Linked DNA regions of Homo sapiens: region 1 is linked to region 2. Evidence: read pairs that join two places in POLR2A ChIA-PET (ENCODE). Cell type or tissue: Panc1. All regions are shown on one strand. Each heading gives the region's core, and the rest is flanking DNA. Links, peaks and the distances in the headings are about the cores only. Region 1 overlaps KMT2E (lysine methyltransferase 2E (inactive)). Region 2 overlaps KMT2E (lysine methyltransferase 2E (inactive)).

The links. Peaks named below come from ENCODE experiments on the same cell type or tissue, not always from the same donor. Only the 100,000 strongest peaks of a DNase experiment are listed, where the experiment ranks them.
Region 1: POLR2A ChIA-PET joins it to region 2 with 5 read pairs; 10 of 35 experiments call an interaction of 5 or more read pairs at or near these places.

The regions. Positions count from the first base shown.
Region 1 is chr7:105,096,336-105,099,158 of GRCh38, reverse strand. The region is part of intron 15 of KMT2E (lysine methyltransferase 2E (inactive)); the gene reads right to left. Among named protein-coding and RNA genes, the nearest start is that of KMT2E, 84 kb to the right of the region's middle. In Panc1, for the core only: no CTCF peak of the experiment used is centred there; a DNase peak (open chromatin) is centred at 1,308.
Region 2 is chr7:105,041,337-105,044,159 of GRCh38, reverse strand. The region is part of intron 3 of KMT2E (lysine methyltransferase 2E (inactive)); the gene reads right to left. Among named protein-coding and RNA genes, the nearest start is that of KMT2E, 29 kb to the right of the region's middle. In Panc1, for the core only: no CTCF peak of the experiment used is centred there; no DNase peak of the experiment used is centred there.

The sequences.
Region 1 (2,823 bases), core at 91-2,590, 55 kb before region 2:
AATATTTTGGAACATAAACGTGCCTGATTTTCTACATTTATTTTTAATTTCTTAAAGGTCATACATCATTCAGCTTTTCTAGTCACCATTACATACAGTACATTCTTTGACACAGCCATGTATATGGTACCTATTTAAAGACAAAATTTGCCTCCCATTTTATAGCTCTAACTGAAAAATAAGTTTTATTCTTTGAGGTAGTTAGAGCTGACTCTGGAGATAGAGAAATTAGGATTCCTAATTAACCCCTGCAGACTTTCCATAGCCCCTAACACCTGTGCTATATAATCTAAACTCGATAGATTTCCCATGAAATCTATACATTGTTTTTATGACATATGTCTTAGTTTATGGTTTTCCAAGAGTAAATACCAAGCATTGTAATTTCCTATAAGCAGTCTGCTTAATAATATCCCCATCACAAAGCAAGACTCCCATCTCCACAAAAAAATTTAGGCTGGGCGCAGTGGTTTATTATGCCTGTAATCCCAGCACTTTGGGAGGCCGAGGAGGGTGGATCATGAGGTCAAGAGATCAAGACCATCCTGGCCAACATGGTGAAACCCTGTCTTTACTAAAAAAACAAAAATTAGCCAGGTGTGGCACGCGCCTGTAGTCCCAGCTACTCAGGAGGTTGAGGCAGGAGAATCACTTAAACCAGGGAGGTGGAGGTTGCAGTAAGCTGAGATTGCGCCACTGCACTCCAGCCAGGTGACAAAGCAAGACTCTGTCTCAGGAAACAAACAAAAAAATTAGTGGAACATGGTAGCATGCACCTGTAGTTCTGGCTACTCCAGACACTGAGGCAGGAGGATTGCTTGAGTCCAGGAGTTGGAGGCTGCAGTAAGCTATTGGTCATACCACTGCACTCCAGTTTGGGCAACAGAGCGAGGCCCTGTCTTTATCTAAAAAAAAAAAAAAAAATAGGAAAAGGAAAGCCAGAGCCCACCTACAAAATCACCCTATTCTTCTTTGGTCTTGAAATAGAGAAATTAAATGATTCCTTGCTCAAAAAAACTTGTTACCCTTTTATATAACAAAGATAAACTTATAAATCTAAAAAGATGGGTAAGATTATTTGTTACTAATAAAAATCATTCCAAAATAACACGTATGGCTTGTGTGGTGTCTCCATTTCCTCTATCATGTGATGATGGAATTTATACTCATGGCACTCTTTATTATTTTGATACTCGTTTGTTATTTCCTCTACCCCATTCTCTACGAAAGCTTTTCCAGAGCAGTGACCTTTCCTTCTTTGCTCATCCGATATCTCAAATGGCAAGCACTCACATTGTTTTTAAATGAGTAAGAACCATGTGTACATTATGTCAAGCACGTATCACGTTACTTAAAGACATGTAACTAACTGGAAGCATTTCAACAATTTTGGAAATCTTGAATTTATTAGAAGGCAGTTAAAGCTGATTAACCTCATTTTGTTTGAACTGAGTACCTAATAAAAATAGGTGGCTGGGCACAGTGGCTCACGCGTGTAATCCCAGCACTTTGGGAGGCAGAGGTGGGTGGATCATCACAAGGTCAGGAGTTCAAGACCAGCCTGGCCAACATGGTGAAACCCCATCTCTACTAAAGATACAAAAAATTAGCCAGGCGTGGTGGTGGGCACCTGTAATCCCAGCTACTTGGGAGGCTGAGGCAGGAGAATCACTTGAACCCGGGAGGCAGAGGTTGCGGTGAGCCAAGATTGTGCCACTGCACTCCAGGCCTGGCAACGGAGTGTGACTCCGTCTCAAAAAAAATGAAAAAAATAATAAACAGGTTCCCTTTCACTAACACCACAATGTCATTAATTACTTATCTTTAGAAATAAAATTCCCAGTCTCTACAATTAGAGAAAACAGGACCTTACAAAAAAAATCAGCATCAACGGAGGACAGAACAGGGAGTTGGATAACATCTCAAATCCTGTCACCAGATGACTTTTCTGGCAACAAACTTATCCTATTTTATTATTAAAGCATTGCATATTCTAAAGTGATTTTCTAAATGAAGTCAGTCAAGTTTTCCTAGAGACATTTAGTAACAGCATGGATTCTGCAGTGTTTTCCCACAGAGTCTGTTCCACTGAATAACACTCTGTGGGGGTCAAAGGTGTTATCCACAAGAAACTGCAAGGGTATACAAGTTTAGGAAAATCTGACAATTGTGTCAAGTTTTTAAACACATGTACACTGGTAATCTGAAAAGGAAGAATATAGTATAGTGCTCATCACAGTAAACTGGTCACGGCTCTTTTTCACAAAGCATCTCAAATTATACTTGCGTGGAATACTTGATGTGAAGGATGAAAGCCGAGAAAATTGTGGGGAATCCTGCACAATTCAGGGCAAGGCCTCCAGATCATCCATTACCTGAACTACAGGGAAGCTTCATTCAGTTCACATTCATGGGCCTGTATCTGTCTGTCTATCTTTCCTCAAGTGGTTGTTATAAACATTCAGTTAGCTCATTTATTGATGGTCTACTTTTTTGCCCACCATTTTTTATTCCCCTAGGAGCTAGGGCTACAACAATGAATAAAACTGAAAGTTTTTTCCCTCATGAAGTTTATGTTGTGGTGGTATAAAAATTCCAGACTAGACTATAATACCTGCTTGACAAGTCCAGGAATCTCTTGCCTACGTGACTTCCTTGTCATACCCTTTCACCGTTTCTCAAATGTCCGTCCTTTTAAATATGAAGACCACACTGAATCATCTTCTGTGGACTCAATTTTAAGCAATCTGATAATATAGGCCATCAAATATTACCAAGATTGTATTCCCAAAGTACATTATGAGGGTTATGAAAAATTATTTT
Region 2 (2,823 bases), core at 34-2,533:
CTTTACAAATATAGAGAACATTTTTGGTCATCAGAAGTAGAATTATTTTGTTTTACTTTTTTGAGACAGGGTCTTGCTCTGTCACCCAGGCTGGAACGCAGTGGTGCGATCATGGCTCACTGCAGCCTGGAACTCCTGGGCTCAAGTGATCCTCCCACCTCAGCCTCCCAAGTAGCTGGGACTACAGGCATGCGCTGCCATGCCCAGCTAATTTTTAAAAAATTTTTATTTTGTAGAGACAGGGTCTCATTGTATTACCCAGGCTGGTTTCAAACTGCTGGGCTCAAGCGATCTGCCTGCCTCAGCCTCCCAAAGCACTGGAATTACAGGTATAAGCCACCACACTGAGCTGAATTATTTACGTAATATTTCTATTCTTAAAAATGAAAAAACGCTATTTCCAAATGTGTTGTAATTCTAAATTAACATCAAAAACTTTAAAGGAAGAACAACCACTACTCTGTTTGCAATAATCTATTTGATATTGCCACATTTTTCTGGAACCACTTTACAAATTTAAAATCTTATTTGTTTTATACCAAAATGTCCTTATTCATTAAAAAACCATCACAAATTATCACCTAAGCCACATCATATATTATTAATGCAGAAATTTAAGTAAGTGGCCGGGCGCGGTGGCTCACGCCTGTAATCCCAGCACTTTGGGAGGCCGAGGCGGGTGGATCACGAGGTCAGGAGATCGAGACCATCCCGGCTAAAACGGTGAAACCCCGTCTCTACTAAAAATACAAAAAATTAGCCGGGCGTAGTGGCGGGCGCCTGTAGTCCCAGCTACTTGGGAGGCTGAGGCAGGAGAATGGCATGAACCCGGGAGGCGGAGCTTGCAGTGAGCCGAGATCCCGCCACTGCACTCCAGCCTGGGCGACAGAGCAAGACTCCGTCTCAAAAAAAAAAAAAAAGAAAAAAAGAAATTTAAGTAAGTTAGAACTGAAAATCTAAAAAGGGAAAAATGCCAATCATTAAATTGAGGAGGCATTTAGAGAAAAAGAACAGTTTAGAATGATGGAATAAATAAGCTCTAATTCCTCAGAAACTGGACTTAAAGGATGTTCTTCTTCCCAATTAAAAATTTAATTTCTTCTCTGTATAAACTCTCAAACTGCAAGTGGGTTTTGATGAGAAGCTCATACCAGCATCTTAGATCTTAGGTAAAACCTCTAATTTTCCCTTTGAGTGTTAAGACCTCCAATAACATACATTTCAATAATATAACCATAGCCAGTGTATGTTATTGAAGGCATAACATGAATAGGTTATACTAATTGTTATATTAATAGGTGTAAAAAATCTCCATGACTTCTCAATATACTCCTTCAGATTTGCGATCAAAATCTGTCCATTTCTTTTCTCTCTCTTACAATCTATTATTTTTAAATATTTGTATGAAAATACGTAAGAAATTTAAAAATAAAGAGCAAATGAAGTTTGGTATGACAATTGTCCTCAGTTCATCACATGTGGCATTTCACTTCATTTTACTCCTCTATTAACTAAATGTGACTCTTCTGACCTATGTGGCAGCATGAATCTGGAGCCAAGCAACTCTGGGTTCAAACCTAACTCTACCTTTTATTAATTATGTGGCCATAGGCAAATGTGTTAATCTCCTTGAGCTGCATTTCTTATAAAATGAAAATAATACCTGCCTTTTTGCTGGGATGATTAAGATATTTTATATAAAACACATTGCTCAAAGTAGGGGAGCTGCTTAACACTTACAGAACATTATATGAATACAATGAGCTCTGTATGTATTACAAGTGAAAAAAATTATAAGAAAAAATTGTTTATGATTAAGTACGAAACAAATGAAAAATTCAGCATTACCCTAAGAACAGCTGTAAACATGGCTGGGCATGGTGGTTCATGCCTGTAATCCCAGCACTTTGGGGGGCCAAGGTGGGCAGATCGCTTGAGCCCAGGAGTTCGAGGCCAGCCTGGTCAATGTGGTGAAACCCTGTCTCTACTAAAAATACAAAAATTAGCTGGGTGTGGTGGCATGCACCTGTAATCCCAGCTACTCAGGAGGCTAAGACATGAGAATCCCTTGAGCCTGGAGGTTGCAGTGAGCTGAGACTGCCCTACTGCACTCCAGCCTGGATGACAGAGTGAGACTCTGTCACAAAACAAACAACAAAAAAAGAACAGTTGTAAACAATGCAAGGACAGTACTTTAAAGCAGGCTTTTGAATACAAAAACAAAGCCACGCTTAAATGAAAGCACCTCCAATTAGTACAAACAAATCAACACTCACTTTAAAAGCAGCAGAAAAAAAAATAGTTTCTTCATAGTCGATTAAGTGTCAAGAAATCACAAGCAAAAATGTTAAGCACTGGATGAAAAAAGAACAAGTAAAAAGTTTCTGAAAATGTTTCATTATATACAAAATATTTTAGAATCTTCAATTATACAAATTCAAACTAAAAATACCCGAGCACCGGCTGAGCGCAGTGGTTCATGCCTGTAATCCCAACACTTTGGGAGTCCGAGGAGAGTGGATCACGAGGTCAGGAGTTCGAGACCAGCCTAGCCAAAATGATGAAACCCCATCTCTACTAAAAACACAAAAATTAGCTGGGCGTGGTGACACACGCCTGTAATACAGCTACTCGGGAGGCTGAGGCAGGAGAATTGCTTGAACCCGGGAGGCAGAGGTTGCAATGAGCTGAGATAGAGCCACTGCATTCCAGCCTGGGAGACACAGCAAAACTCCATCTGTTGCTGGGGGTGGGGGGAACCCAAGCACCAACAAATTAATGACTCCTGTCAGCAGGTGGCTCTAGTGACACTGGAATAACAAT